Regions from separate parts of the Homo sapiens genome. Here region 2 is linked to region 1. A link is a contact called in ENCODE Hi-C or POLR2A ChIA-PET data. All regions are on one chromosome and are shown on one strand. The core of a region is the stretch at or near the end of the contact, and the rest is flanking DNA. Distances in the headings are between cores, read along the strand shown. Region 1 has its middle 470 kb from the start of MIR5702. Region 2 has its middle 74 kb from the start of MIR5702.

Region 1 (7,166 bases), core at 2,829-5,328:
GAGGACAGGAAAAGTGTCTTCTGACCCAACCTTGTGATACCTCTGTCAGCAGTAACTATTTATTAAATAAATGAGAATATAATTTTCCAGCTCTGGAGATATGTCTTGCATTTAGTTTGACACAGTCACAAGTGCAAAAGGCTGATTTCATTATTTTATTACAGTGTCTCTCTTTCAGGATAGTTGACTGGCAGGATTTGAGGTGGATAGCAATATTTATTAGACCAAAGGCTATTTAATGCAAATTTCTATGTCATTAGCACAATATATTAATTTATTTGATTTAGGTAATGTGTAAGTAAATGCTATATATCCAGAGAAACTATGATATTAACAAAGTGACTATGAGTTCATATAATTTCTTTGTAACATTAAGAATTGTCTCTTTTAAGATGTTTGGATGTGACATAGGCAAAACAGGAGATAATATCCAGCTCCCTATCTTCCAGAATTCCCAGAAGCTGATTTTTAAAGAAAATCAGCACGTTCTTCATTTAAATGCCTGAAGGCTGTTGCATCTATGGACTCTTCCTCCCTTCCTTCAGGCAGGAAATCAGATGAGCAGACTTCATAAGTGGCCTCCTACCTTACCATTACTTGTGACTCTCTGAAGAGACCTGGGCCATTGCTATGTTTGCAAATCCAGTTCTGCCCAACACAAACTACATTCCAACCGTAAACATGATAAGGCATGCAATATTCATTTGATGTTCTTCCAGGCCTTGGTGTCTTTGCATGTGACATTTCCTCTGCCCGAGCTGCTTCCTGGCCTCTTCTTTTCCCTGTCGTCACCCAGTGAATCACAACTTTTCTTGTAGCCCTAAAAATCAAGCACCTTCTTATTTGAGATAACTTCCCACCTTTTCTAAGCAGAGCTGGCTACTTCCTTCCTACTTGGTTTCTTGCCCACACCCCATTTTATAATGCGTCGTGTGATCTTTCTTCTAATCTTTGTTGGCTTTGGAGTGTTTGTTTTATACATAGGCCATGAGTTCCTTGAAGGTGAGAACTGTATCTTACTCACCTTTGTGCATCTAAGGCTTTCTTCACACCTTTCCCTCCCAAACTTCCTCCCCTGCTCTGTCTTGCAGAGTCCAAGACTCTGTAGGTGCTCAACTAATTTTGGTTAAATGAATGATTGAATAAATATGTGAGAAGTGAAGAAAATCATACTGATAATTGGTCTTGAAAGGTTTGGGAGGATAAAGACAGCCTCTAAACTCTGGGAAGGGGTCAACGAATGAAGGATAAAGAAGGGTCCAAACTTTAGGGACTCATTCTCTTGGACATAGTACAAATTGGTTACAATGGACTCATCAGACCTTTCATGTAATTTTTTCTTTCCCATCTATTTATTACTACTGTGTTCAGAAGAGGCACAAGATAAGTAGACAGTGTGGACAATTACTAGTATGACATCCTCCCCACTTCCCAGCAACTGGTCATCATGAACAGTTTTATGCAATGTTTTATATCTGCAAGTAAAATAAGTTTTACCTCTGCTTCAAAATAAAATCAGGCTTAATACACTGCTGCACCAAGATAAATATTAAAGAGTATTGTATTTGTCTTACTGTATGGAAAGTGGTGATTTTTGATCATGTGGTCTTTCTGGGCTGATCTGTTTCATTCCTTCTGTTCTCAACCTCTGTGCATATTTACTGAGCTGTGGGCAAACAGTCTGGTAAGATTCTGAGTACTTTTTAAAATCCTCAAAACAACCAATTAAGAAAGATGCTATTAAATCCCAGTTTTACAGGGGAAGAAACTGAGGCTCAGAGAGGTTAAGTATCTTACCCAAAGGGCACACAGCTGTTAAGAGGCAAAACTGAAATTAGAGCCCATTCAGTCTGGGTTGAGTCTGTGCTTTTAACTACCATGATAAACGGTCTCTTCTTCAGAAGTTGACCCTGTACTGTGTGAAGAAAAATTTATTTACAGGGATGAAAACTGGGCAGCTGGTTCAAAGGATCCCTTGGAACTACTCCATAGAAGGATAAAGAGTAGAGACAAATAACAAGCTCACTTGTAGTTTTAGACCCTGGTAAACTTTTGGATGCTCCTGCAATTTCATACTTCAAATGAAATAACTGAATATTTCCTGAAGTAAGTAACCAGCTCTATAACTTGGCAGAAATCTCTGACTCCACTTAACTCACGCAGAGGGCCATGACATGCAGCCTAAGTGCCCAGGAATTTTAAATCAAGATGTATCTATGTAGTGAAACTTTGTGTGCGTGTGAGTGTGTGTGTGTGTGTGTGTGTGTGTGTGTGTGGTTGTTTTACCCTTTGCTTCCTGCTTGGAAAAAAAAAGGTAAATATTTAAAGTTATCTACAAATTGTATTTTTTCCCTAGAATGCAAGAGTCACAGAGATAAACGTTAGCTGTCAGAAAAGCTGCAAATCATCTGAGATGAAGGTGGTGCTTTTTTATTACAGTATCTGAGAAGAAAAGCTTTCAGAGTGAAATTCAGTAATCCCTCGCTTCTGATTCCATGTCTACTGAGATGTTCAAATTTGAGTGCGGCCCTTGGTAAAGCACTGATTGCTGAAAGGTAGCTCTGTCCCATGGGAGGATTTGGAATGAGATCTAGTAGAAATTTTCATTCAAGTTGAATAGAAAACAGAAAAGTGAGTGTTCTATGGAAAGCAGAAGTCTGGCAATGATGGATTTGCCCTGTGAATGAAAGTCTAGGAATGTGTGTCCTTCCCACAGTTGGTTTATTAAGAAAGTCCTGCAAGTTAATATCACAGTATGTGTTTGAATACAGGTATAAATTTCTTGAGAGTCCACAAATCAACTATCAGTGGAAATCCTGATACCCACCAAATGATGTTTTTACATCTATGTATTCATCAATCTAATAATTTTCTAAGAGATAGCAGTGTGTCTATTCTATTGAGTAGAATACTATTGTTTTTCTTTTTTTTTTTTTTCTTTTTTCTTTTTTTGAGATGAATTCTCTCTCTGTCACCTAGGCTGGAGTGCAGTGGCACAATCCCGGCTCACTGCAACCTCTGCCTCCTGGGTTCAAGTGATTGTCCTACCTCAGACTCCCAAGTAGCTGGGAATACAGGCATGCATCACCACACCCAGCTAATTTTTGTATTTTTAGCAGAGACAGGGTTTCACCATGTTGGCCAGGCTGGTCTTGAGCTCAGGTGATCCTGACCTCAGGTGATCCGCCCTCCTCCGCCTCCCAAAGTGTTGGGATTACAGGCGTGAGCCACCGTGCCCAGGCTGTTTATCTTTTATTTGTAAATTTAGATATTTCTGAAGACAATATTAATTTACAGGGAAGTCATTATCCTTCTTCCTAGAATATGCCTGCATAAATCTATGGCATGAAATGCACACATTTCCGACAGGATTCTTTTAATAATACTCTCTCATTTTACAATATTCCCTGACACCATAGCATGACTGGATGAATTATTCTCCAGACATAGCCTAATTTCCAATAGTCATATTTCTTAAATATTTTTGAAATTATTTTTAATAGAAATTTGTAAGATTATCAAATTCAGTATTTTATTGATGGACAAAATTTTACCTGAATTGTCTTAAAAGTGCCACTTTTTATTTCTAAAAGCAACAGAAAATGAAAGGCATTCATTTTATAACTCCCTAGTGTGGATCCTTCTCCTGTTAACAAACTCAAATTTTTAGGAAGCTTCAATTCTTCCAATTCCACTTTAATGCCATTTTTTCTCTCATTCTGTTTTCGGAGGCAATGAAGAACAGCTGGTCACCATTCTCTGCAATAATAACCTTCATATAGTTGAAACCCAAATGGTTTTGGACATGGTACTTACAAAAACATCTCCTTGCAAATGATGTAGCCTATTTGGTATTTCCCCTGTAAACAGCTAGATTCCTTATAGCCAACCCTTCCAGCAACTATCAAATTTTAGCTCTGTTTAGTATAATGCAAGCATTTTCTGCTTTGTCTATTCAGGAATGTCTTCCTAGGAGGTTTCACAATAAAATTTATTGTGTTTCATTTATGACGTACAATGTAAGAAGAATGGAATGCTTTTCTGTTAGGATTTGCATTGATAATGAAAGGTTACTATAGTGCTGGTCTGCTTTGACCAAATTTGCCAAATTCTGAAGAGAATGCCAATTAGAAGGCTGTAATGCTTTTCACTGAAACAGACTGAGGCCAATACCTGGTGGTGGGGACCTGTCATTGTTGGCCAGACTCTATTTTTAATTGGGAGAGAAGGCAAATGCTAGATCAAACAGTGTTTACTAAGTGATACCAATAATTCCAAGTCATAGCCACACCCCAAAAAGCTGAGGAAGTGACTAAGTCCTTCTGAGGTCGTCTTTTCTATTAGTAGCAATGTAGCCAAAAGTCTGAAAACGCTCACATTTTGCTCTCTTTAGGAAAAGACAACATTGATTTTAGAGGTTTTTGTTATGGAGGCCAGGGGGATTTTTCCAGTGCAGCACAGAGAAATCTGGGTTTGGATTGGGAAGCCAGACATTTCTTGGCTTACATTTCCTACTTGAATGGGATTCGTTTGCCCCCTCCTCACCTCTCCCCAACCCCCAGGCAGCTAGAAGCCCCACCTCCTTGCTTGGACCATATGGGGAAGCTGGCTCGGTGGCTGTTATTCTACTGACTCCAAGTTCACGCAGCTGTTCATCCCCTGCTTAATGTACTGGTAATTACAGCAATGTGCTCTTCTCTTTCCAATCATGTAACTTTTACTAATGGAAAATGATTTGTTTTTAACAACTTCCATGCATTTCTTTCTCGTTTTAATAAGAAAGGGTGTCTTGTGGCATTGAGCTATTGAATTCTCTATAAAAAACAAAAGTCTCTATATGAGTTTCCAGCTCCATAGGAGGGCTCTGTGGGATTGGCCAAAGGTGGTGGGGAGACTTAAGTGAGTGTAACTAACTTGATATGAATAGGTCAGTTGGGAAACAAAGCAAGCTCATCGCCTTCTGATCATGGAGGTGGTGAAATAACATTTTTTAAAAATGTGAAACCGGGAAGGATCAGAAGTATGAATTGAGTTCTGCTTTCATGATCCAAACTCTATGTACTCTCAGAGAATTTTTAAAACAAATATCTGAAGAGGTTTTCACTTATTTTCATTCAATGTTTCAGAGCATGTAAATGTTCTCCTTTGATGAGAAATGTTGATGATTTGGGTTGGGTGGGGGTTGAAATGATTATAGCAAGTGCGTCTTTTGCTGTAGCCATGCTAAGCTACCAGGCACAGATCAAACAGGCATGTGGTCACATGATCGTTTTATTTGCAGATAAAATACAGACACCTTGGAATTTCCTTCCTTATATCCCCTAAATGGCACTGGAAATCACTCTAAAAGGATAATTTTTAAAGCAAAACTTTTCCAACTCATTAGAGGATTTCAGTTTTAGACTTTTATTTTAAATAAGTGGTTGAGTAGCAGTTGTAACAAAGAATGCCAAGTCACACCCTTGTGTGTGGATGGAAATACTGCTACACAACACACATAGCTAATTTTATCAGAAGGATGATAGCAAAAGGAATGTCTTCTCTACATGAAAACTCAAAAGTCAAGAGCATTGACGAGATGACAAACCATGATTGCGAAGCCTATTTGCCACATCTTGACATTTTAAAGATTCATATAATTCAAGATTTAGCTAAAATTGTAAAATACATATCCTGAGCTCAAAATTCTTTGATGTTAACATGTATCCATATCTTTTAAAGACATTAATTTTATTCCTTGTGCATTTCTTTTCTTCTATTCGTGGTTAATAATGACATGGCAGCCGGAAATCACCTATCTTCTCCTCAGCCCTTCTTATCTAGCTCCCTCCAGAAGTCTTGTTTTTTCTTAGAGATTTCTTTGGAAATGTTATTAAGCTAGAGTGAAGTAATTTTTAAAAACACACATTGAAACTTAGAACTGAATAATTTTTAAATATTTGTAATAACTTTAGCAAAACCATTGCTTTCCTCAAGAACCACAAGACCACACCAGCAGCAAAGAGGCACTATTGTTCCCCTGGAGTCTTGAGAAGCTCCTCGTGTGACAAACTCCAGCAAAGGGGGTCTGTGCTTCGCTCCTCCATAAATGCAACACCAAGTCTAGATCTGATTTTGCCCTCTAGGAATTCTTGTGCCTTGCTTTATGCAAAGCAAAAATTATGTTTAATATTTTAAAACTAGCTTCAGGAATTAGGATCTTCAGAGTTAGTGGTCTGACTCTAGTCATGTGCATGTCTTACATCATCTTCTATTTTTTCAGATGGTTGCATCAGTAGCTTTGGGAATATTTTATTTTTAAAGTTTTAAGTCATTCTGATATCCACGAGACCATCAAAAATATAACTATGATCTAATGAATGCCCAAATAAGTGGTTGCATAAATAACAACTACTTATCATGTTCACTTTCCCCGTTATTCATTTATTCATTCAGTATTAATTGAACAACTCGTATGTGCCAGGCATATTCCAGGGACCAAGGATTCAGTAGTGAATACAAAATCGTAGCTTTATAAAGGTAGTAGTTCAGTAAGAGGAGATAAACAAATAAAATATATAAGTAAAAAAAAGTTAAATAGCAATGAGCTCTAAGGATAAAAAGCACTGTAAAGGGACAGAATATGATGACAGAGTTTCAATTTTACATGGAGTAAAAGAGAAGACCTCAATATGTGACTTTTGAGCACACAAGGGAAGGAAGTAAGATAAAAGCTTTGTAGATATTTGAGGGAAAAACTGTCCAAGCAAAGAGTACAGCAAGAGCAAAGGTCCTAGGGATCGTGAATGTAGAGTGTTCAAGAGTACCAAGGAGGTCAGTGTGCCCGGAGTACAGATAGTAGGAGATAAGTTTAGAGAAGTGAAGGAAGCCAGATCTTACAAAGCCATAGTTTATTATAAGGACTTTGGCTTTTACTTTGAGATGGGGGAGGCTGCTAGGGATTTTTGAACAGAAAAATGACAGAATCTTGTATAACTTTTAACAAAATAATCCTGGCTGTTATGTTGAGAGTTGATTTAAGGGCGGCAAGGGAAGAAGCAGGGAGACAGTTTAGAAGGCTATTATAATAAGCCAGGCAACGGGACAAAGGGTAAAGGTGGAGAGAGTAGATATAAATGGACTTCCTATTATATAGCAGGCACTATGTTAGGCTTTGTTGATACATC
Region 2 (7,166 bases), core at 2,983-5,482, 400 kb before region 1:
CTATATCTAGAATCCCATTGTCTCAGCCCAAAAGCTTCTTAAGCTGGTAAGCAACTTTAGCAAAGTCTCAGGATACAAAATCAATGTGCAAAAATTGCTAGCATTCCAATACACCAATAACAGGCAAACAGAGAGCCAAATCATGAATGAACTCCCATTCACAATGCTACGGATAGAATAAAATATCTAGGAATACAGCTAACAAGGGAAGTGAAGGACCTTTTCAAGGAGAACTACAAATCACTGCTCAAAGAAATCAGAGAGGACCCAAACAAATGGAAAAACATTCCACACTCATGGATAGGAAGAATTGATACCGTGAAAATGGCCATACTGCCCAAAGTACTTTATAGATTCAATGCTATTTCCATTAAACTAACATTAACATTCTTCACAGAATTAGAAAAAGTTATTTTAAAATTCATATGGAACCAAAAAAGAGCCAAAATAGCCAAGACAATCCTAAGCAAAAAGAATAAAGCTGGAGGCATCATGCTAACTGACTTCAAACTATACTACAAGGCTATAGTAATCAAAACAGCATGGTACTGGTACAAGAACAGACACATAGACCAATGGAACAGAATAGAGCAGTCAGAAATAAGACCACACACCTACAGTCAACTGATTTTTTATAACGTTGACAAAAACAAGCAATGGGGAAAGGATCCTCTATTTAATAAATGTTGCTGTGTGAACTGGCTAGCCATATACAGAAAATTGAAACTGAACCCCTTCCTTATACCATATACAAAAATTAACTCTAGATGGATTAAAGACTTAAATCTAAAACCCAAAATTAGAAGAAAATCTAGGCAATACCATTCAGGACATAGGCATGGGCAAAGATTTGATGAGGAAAATGCCAAAAGTAATTGCAACAAAAGCAAAAATTGACAAATTGGATCTAATTAAACTAAAGAGCTTCTGCACAGCAAAAGAAACTATCATCAGACTGAACAGACAACTTACATAATGGGAGAAAATTTCTGCAATCTATCCATCTGACAAAGGTCTAATATCCAGAGTCTACAAGGAACTTAAATAAATTTATAAAAAACAAAGCAAAACAAAACCACACACAACCCCATTAAAAAGTGGGCAAAGGGCATGGACAGACACTGCTCAAAAGAAGACATTCACACCAACAAACATATGAAAAAAGCTCAACATCACTGATAATTAGAGAAATACAAATCAAAACTACAATGAGATACCATCTCATACTTGTCAGAATGGCTGTTACTAAAAAGTAAAAAAACAACAGATGTTAGCAGGGTTGCGGAGAAAAAAGAATGCTTTTGCACTGTTGGTAGGGGTGTAAGTTAGTTTAACCATTGTGGAAGATAGTGTGGTGATTCCTCAAAGACCTAGAGGCAGAAATACCATTTGACCCAGCAATCCCATTACTGGATATATACCCAAAGGAATATAAATCATTCTGTTATAAAGATACATGCTTGTGTAAGTTCACTGAAGCACTGTTCACAATAGCAAAGCATGGAATCAACCTAAATGCCCATCAGTGATAGACTGGATAAAGAAAATGTGGTACATATAAACCATGGAAATTACTATGTAGCCATAAAAAGAAATGAGGTCACGTCCTTTGTAGGGACATGTATAGAGTTGGAAGCCACTATCCTCAGCAAACTAATGCAGGAACAGAAAACCAAACACCTCATGTTCTCACTTATAAGTGGGAGCTGAATGACGAGAACACATGGACACATGGGGGGAAGAACACACACTGAGGTCTGTTGGAGGTGAGTGTTGTGGGAGGGAGAGCATCAGGAAGAATAGCTATTGGATGCTGGGCTTAACATCTAGGAGATGGGATGATCTGCGCAGCAAACCAACGTGGCACATGTCTACCCATGTAACGAAACTGCACATCTGGCACATGTACCCCTGAACTTAAACTAACAGTTGAAAAAAAATACTTGGTATCTTACTTCGAAATTTTAGAATATTTTAAAAGAGTTCTTAAAAAAGATTTGAATGTTCTGTTAAGTTCCACTGAAACAAAAGAATTATGTTTTCTAGATCAGTTTCTAAATCTACTGGAAATAATCAGATCTATTTTCACACATTTGTAAGCAAATAAACAAATAAAAGCAGAATGATGAAATAACCAGATTTATTAACCTATGTATGTTTGGCCCCCATGGTCTGGATTCTGTTCTTCTGCAGAACTGTTTTCTCCTTGATCATCTAGTGATTTCTGGTGTAGTGGATTTTTTTTTTTCTAACAGATTTGGTTTTAATGAACTCAGGAACAACGAGGATTATTTGGATTAAAGCTTATTTATCTTCTTCTCTAATTATATTTTTAGAAGGGGACATGGGGTCACTAAATGTGTCTTTCCTAATACTACATTATCTCTCTCTTCCAGAATATCTCCTCAATGTGACTTTTTTTTGGGTTGGAGGTGGTGGTGAGGAGGTGGGGCTTGGGAGAAGAGCTCTTACTAAGTGCTTACTTACTCCCTTATTTTCAATGTGTGGGCTACATGCTTCCCTGTGCTGATCCTGCCAAATTCTGTGCAGAGCTCTTTGATCTCTTCTTGCTGCCTTATATGGGTGTGGGAAGGATGAATTAATTAACACTTATAAAGAGCTTTGAAGATGAAAGTGCTTTGTTAGTGCCACCACATTTCTAGGCTTCTCCCTGTCTCTAGATTTTACTATGTCATGGTCCTCCCTACCTTTCACCCCGGGGCAGACACTGTTTGAACTTGTAGGGATAGTTCACTGGACTTCTAAAGAAAGAGGCCTAGGTTTTGCAATGGAGAATGAAATAGTTCCAATGGAAGCATTCTCATTTTCCTGGACTTGCCAAAACATAGCCAGCCCATTTTAGATCAAACTTCTTACTTAACTTTAGATATTTTTTTTTTTTTTTGAGGTGGGGAGCATTGCAGATGTGTAATGGATTTACACTCCAAACCTTTGTATAACCCAGAATCCCTTTTCCACCATGAGAAAATGTTCAAGTCAGTCATTTTCAGTAAAACCTACTCACTGTTCCCACCCTGGCTGAGCAGAACGCTGGCCTCAGTCATTGTCTCCTGAGATCAGCACCTCTTCTCACTGAGGTTCTAGCCATACTTTTCTGTCTCACTGGAATCTCACATCTTTATAATATCTCTGCTCACTTTTTCTTTAAACCACATAGAGAAAATTACTGTGTCAACATTTTTCCAGTTTGAATGCCTATTCTTATACCAACACACTACCCAGACAGTGGATTGATCACTGATGGGCTCTGGAATGTGGATTTGGTTGACACAAAGATATGACCATAGACTCCACCAAAGATTGTCATGTGAGCGTGGCTCCTCTATGACAGAACCATGAAGTCTAATGCCTTTCCCACTCATGCCTGTAAGCGCTGAGACCAGCCTCAAGGCATTAGTGATCTGTCACTGTCCTGATCTGTCACTACTTTTTTGGATTGACCTGAAATAGCTTTTTGTAAGGGGAAGGATGGAGAACCTTTGCGAAAATTGCGAAGACAGGTAGAATCCAAACCAAATGAGGGCTATATTTCTTCATTTTCAGAGACAGTGGTGAAGATTTGTAAATAGATGGTGTGGCCAAATAAAGTATTGCTTTAGTACATTCTACCTTTATGAAAATGACTCCTTAGTTTGGCATTGCTAAGTGAGTGTTCAGATTTGAGATTTTGCCTGTTTTATTTGTTCTAAAATTTTGTTCAAAAAGAAACTACTTTTTTACATCGTTACGTCATCCCTTATACTCCCTTCTGTTTTCTTCCTTGGTTTAAAAAAACTTTATAGAATTATTATTATGATCATTACTATTTACAGAGCACCTGTAACATGCCAGGCATATACTAGATGCTTTTCTTCCAGTATTTCATTTAATTCTCACTACAGTTATCTGAAGTAGATTTGACTAGTTCCATTTTATTAATGGGAAAAATGAAGGCTTAGAAAAGTTACTAATTTGCCCATGGAGCTTGTAAATGGCAAGACTGAGATCTAAACCCAGGCCAGAGTGAATCCAGAGTCCATGCCCAGAGTCCACGCTCCAGCTAATATTCTACCCTCTCAAAGACTATGTTTACTGTAGCAGTAGAAAGTGTATTCTCCTCTGATGCATAAAATGCAGGAAGGACTTTACAATCCACTCCAATGAGTCATCTAGCATAGTGGAAATTCTTCAAGATTTTTCTAGCTGATTTTCTAGTCAGTACACTGAGTACTGGCTGGGGTGATGTTGAAGAAGCTTCTTAACCTCTTTGAGGTTCAATATCTCCACTTCTAAAATGGGGCTAATGATAATACCCAGCACATGGGAATTTTGCTATGTGATTATATACATGCAATGGATGGTGAATGGTGAGTTGCTAAGTCAATGCTGTTAGTAAGCAACTGCGTTATTCTTGATGAGAGATCATGAAACTCTGAACTAAAGACACCTGAAAGGAGGCAACATATATGAGAGAAACTCCTTGGGAAAAGGACGTGAATGAAAGAGAGGACTTCAACATGAAGCATCACTGGGAGGTAGAGGCAATTTAACTGAGGCAAGAATCACAGGACAAGGGACAGGCTTGTCGGGGGGAGGCGGATAAAGACTTCAGTTTGGAACACTTGGGTTTGAGGTGATGGGAGAATTTTTATGTAGATATGCTTACCAGGACTTTGCCAAATAACACACTTCTCCTCAAATTCTTGCTCCAGTTGGCTCTTGGTGAAACTCAACCCAAAACACTGAGTAACCCAATCAATAGCTCTATCTTGCTCTTGAGTGGATAAGATACATGCAAGATTTCACTTGATATTGGTCTGAGCAGTGTTCATTCACTGGCACTAGTAACTCAACCAGCATTAAATCATTCCATAGCTGAGAAGAAGTTTGATCAAAAGGACAGAAGATAGAGTTAAAGATGTGGGTTTAGGTGCCAAAAGCAGAAAGAAGATATTTTGAGATATCAAAGTGGATGAGAATGTCAAGGAGGAGAATACAAAGTCAGAAGCAAATTCTAGTTAGAGAGTCTTGTGAAAGCCTACATGTAAAGAACAGGCATTTAAAGGAAATCCAGAGAAGACAAAAGGCAGAGAAAAACTAGGGAATGAATTTCAGAACAAACAAGGGAGAAGAGTTTCAAGTAAAGGTTGACATCAGTGTTGAGTTCTGCAGGGATGACAAGGATCAAAGGACTGTGAATTTGCAATTACGAGAGTGTTGGAAACGTCTGAGAAAAGAGTTTATGAAGAGTAGTGAGAGCTGAAGCTGCATTTCAAAGGGCTATTGAAATACCGGGGCCAGGGAATGAGCTCTACTCAGTCCAATCTCAAGTGAAATCTTGGGCATATCTTATCCATTCAGGAGCAGGAGGGACCACTTGGTTGGGTTGCTCAGTGTCTTGAGTTGAGTCTCACCAAAAGCTGACTCCGGTCAGGATTTGGTGAGGAGTAGTGTATTTGGGAGGTGATGCCAGGAAGAACCAAGAGAAGAATGGGGACTTGAGGCAGAGAAGGGAAAAAACAATACAGGATGTTAATGATTAAGTTGATATGGGCATTTGGGGCTCATTTCTGCTGGGGACATCTTGGAGACGATATAAAATATGCCTTGGACATGAGCCCTTTGAGCAGTCAGGTAACTGAAAGTGTTTATCCTCCAATTCTTGCTTGTATTGACTAAGGGTTGTTCTCAGAGTGTCAACCCTGGCCCCTCTGACCTAGCCTGTGTCTGCAGAGTGCAAAAAACGAAAAAAACAAAAAACAAAACAAAACAAAAAAACACCACAGATAGGGTTACAAATGCATGCAATACAAAGCTGTTAGTGTTTATGGTGAGTGCAGAGGGAAGTGGCCAGGTTCTGCTATAATTAGGGATGGAAACAAGGAAGGAAGAGACTAAGGAAAGCAAAGGACTGAGAGATTAACATTTACTGAGTGCCGAATATGCACGGGATACTGCATATGTTAGCATGTGTGTGTGTTTCAGCCTCACGTAGTCCTCATGATTTCCATTTGAAGAAACTGAAATTCAGAGAGATTAACTTTGCAATGAGCAACAGAGACCCAGTTCTTTATTAGGTCACCTAAAGATCAAGCTACTCCACCATTCAGCAAGTAAATGTGGGGTGTTAATGTGGGCATAGTCAAAATAGTGGCCTGTGGTGTGTTTGGACAGATCATCTCATCGGAATGGTGCTCTTTGTTTCTGAATTTGTGCTTTCATTCCTTCCCTCATTTGGAAGGAGTAATTAATAGCTTGGTTTTAAAAAGATCCCCTGCAGGTTTACGGGCTGCACATGGAAATCAAAATAACTAAAAGAATAATGAAATTGTGTTAACAAAGGATATTATTATCTCTTCTAATTATTTATGTTGTTAGAAATTTGAACATAAGATTTGCTATGATTATCCTGGAATGCTGAAAATGGAAATTACTTGTCGATGTACTCATCCTGTCCCACTAAGGTGTCCCTCTCTACCCTTTCCTTGTGTTCTTCCTGGAGCTGCATTCGTCCTGTCTACTACCTGGGCTCCAGATTTCTTTCCTACCCAGCATCTGCCTTAAGGTTCTGACTGATAACACTCTGATTAACTTTGTCCTTCCTGGTTGAAACCTGTTTCTCTTCCTACTCATCTTTTCAGACCTTTTGCTTAAAAATCTCTTTCTTTATCTCCTCAATTAATCATGCAGTGGAGGCAGTTGTTGTGTTGCTTCTGGCTTTCTTCTGCCTCCCTTGATACCTCTCTCTTTGGTCCTAACCTTCGGACTCTTGGCACCACCCCAGCTAATCTGATAAAGATCATTCTGGTGAATGCTCTCCATGGGGAAGACTAGAGCAGCAGGGGGCCCTCCAAGCCCCTCCTTCCCAGGCAGAGTCTCTTTGTAAATTGTTGTTTTGTGTTAATGATTTTCCAGTTTTGGTTTCATATTTTTAAAATGGAGGATATAAACATAACAGCAAAGAAGCTTCTGAAAAAAAGAATAGAAACAAATACGCTAATCAATTGCACCACCCTGACAATAGCTGCTTTCTTTGTGCTTATTCTTTGCAAGTCTTTATTCTAGTGTGTAGTTCTGATTTCTGCATTTTAAAGTTAATATTATTTCAGGATCACTTAAAATCTATTTCTAAACAAACATCATAATTATCAATTTTAATGACCAGT

Evidence for each region. Hi-C counts contacts between places; a loop is a spot of excess contacts on that map. ChIA-PET counts read pairs that join two places held with the same protein, here RNA polymerase II (POLR2A). Pooled maps may share reads with other maps.
Region 2: a map of IMR-90 shows a loop between it and region 1 (2.2-fold over the local background). The contact joins two enhancer-like sites. A Hi-C loop is called at or near these places in 1 of 168 maps with a recorded cell type or tissue (IMR-90) and 3 of 50 pooled maps. POLR2A ChIA-PET finds 5 or more read pairs at or near these places in 2 of 52 experiments (OCI-LY7 and PC-9).

What each region holds. Positions count from the first base shown.
Region 1 is chr2:226,182,828-226,189,993 of GRCh38, reverse strand. No RefSeq gene overlaps it. Among named protein-coding and RNA genes, the nearest start is that of MIR5702, 470 kb to the left of the region's middle. Within about 2 kb of position 4,078, at least 10 of the 41 ENCODE cell types and tissues checked have a DNase peak (open chromatin) inside an H3K27ac peak, as active enhancers do.
Region 2 is chr2:226,580,842-226,588,007 of GRCh38, reverse strand. No RefSeq gene overlaps it. Among named protein-coding and RNA genes, the nearest start is that of MIR5702, 74 kb to the left of the region's middle. Within about 2 kb of position 4,232, at least 3 of the 41 ENCODE cell types and tissues checked have a DNase peak (open chromatin) inside an H3K27ac peak, as active enhancers do.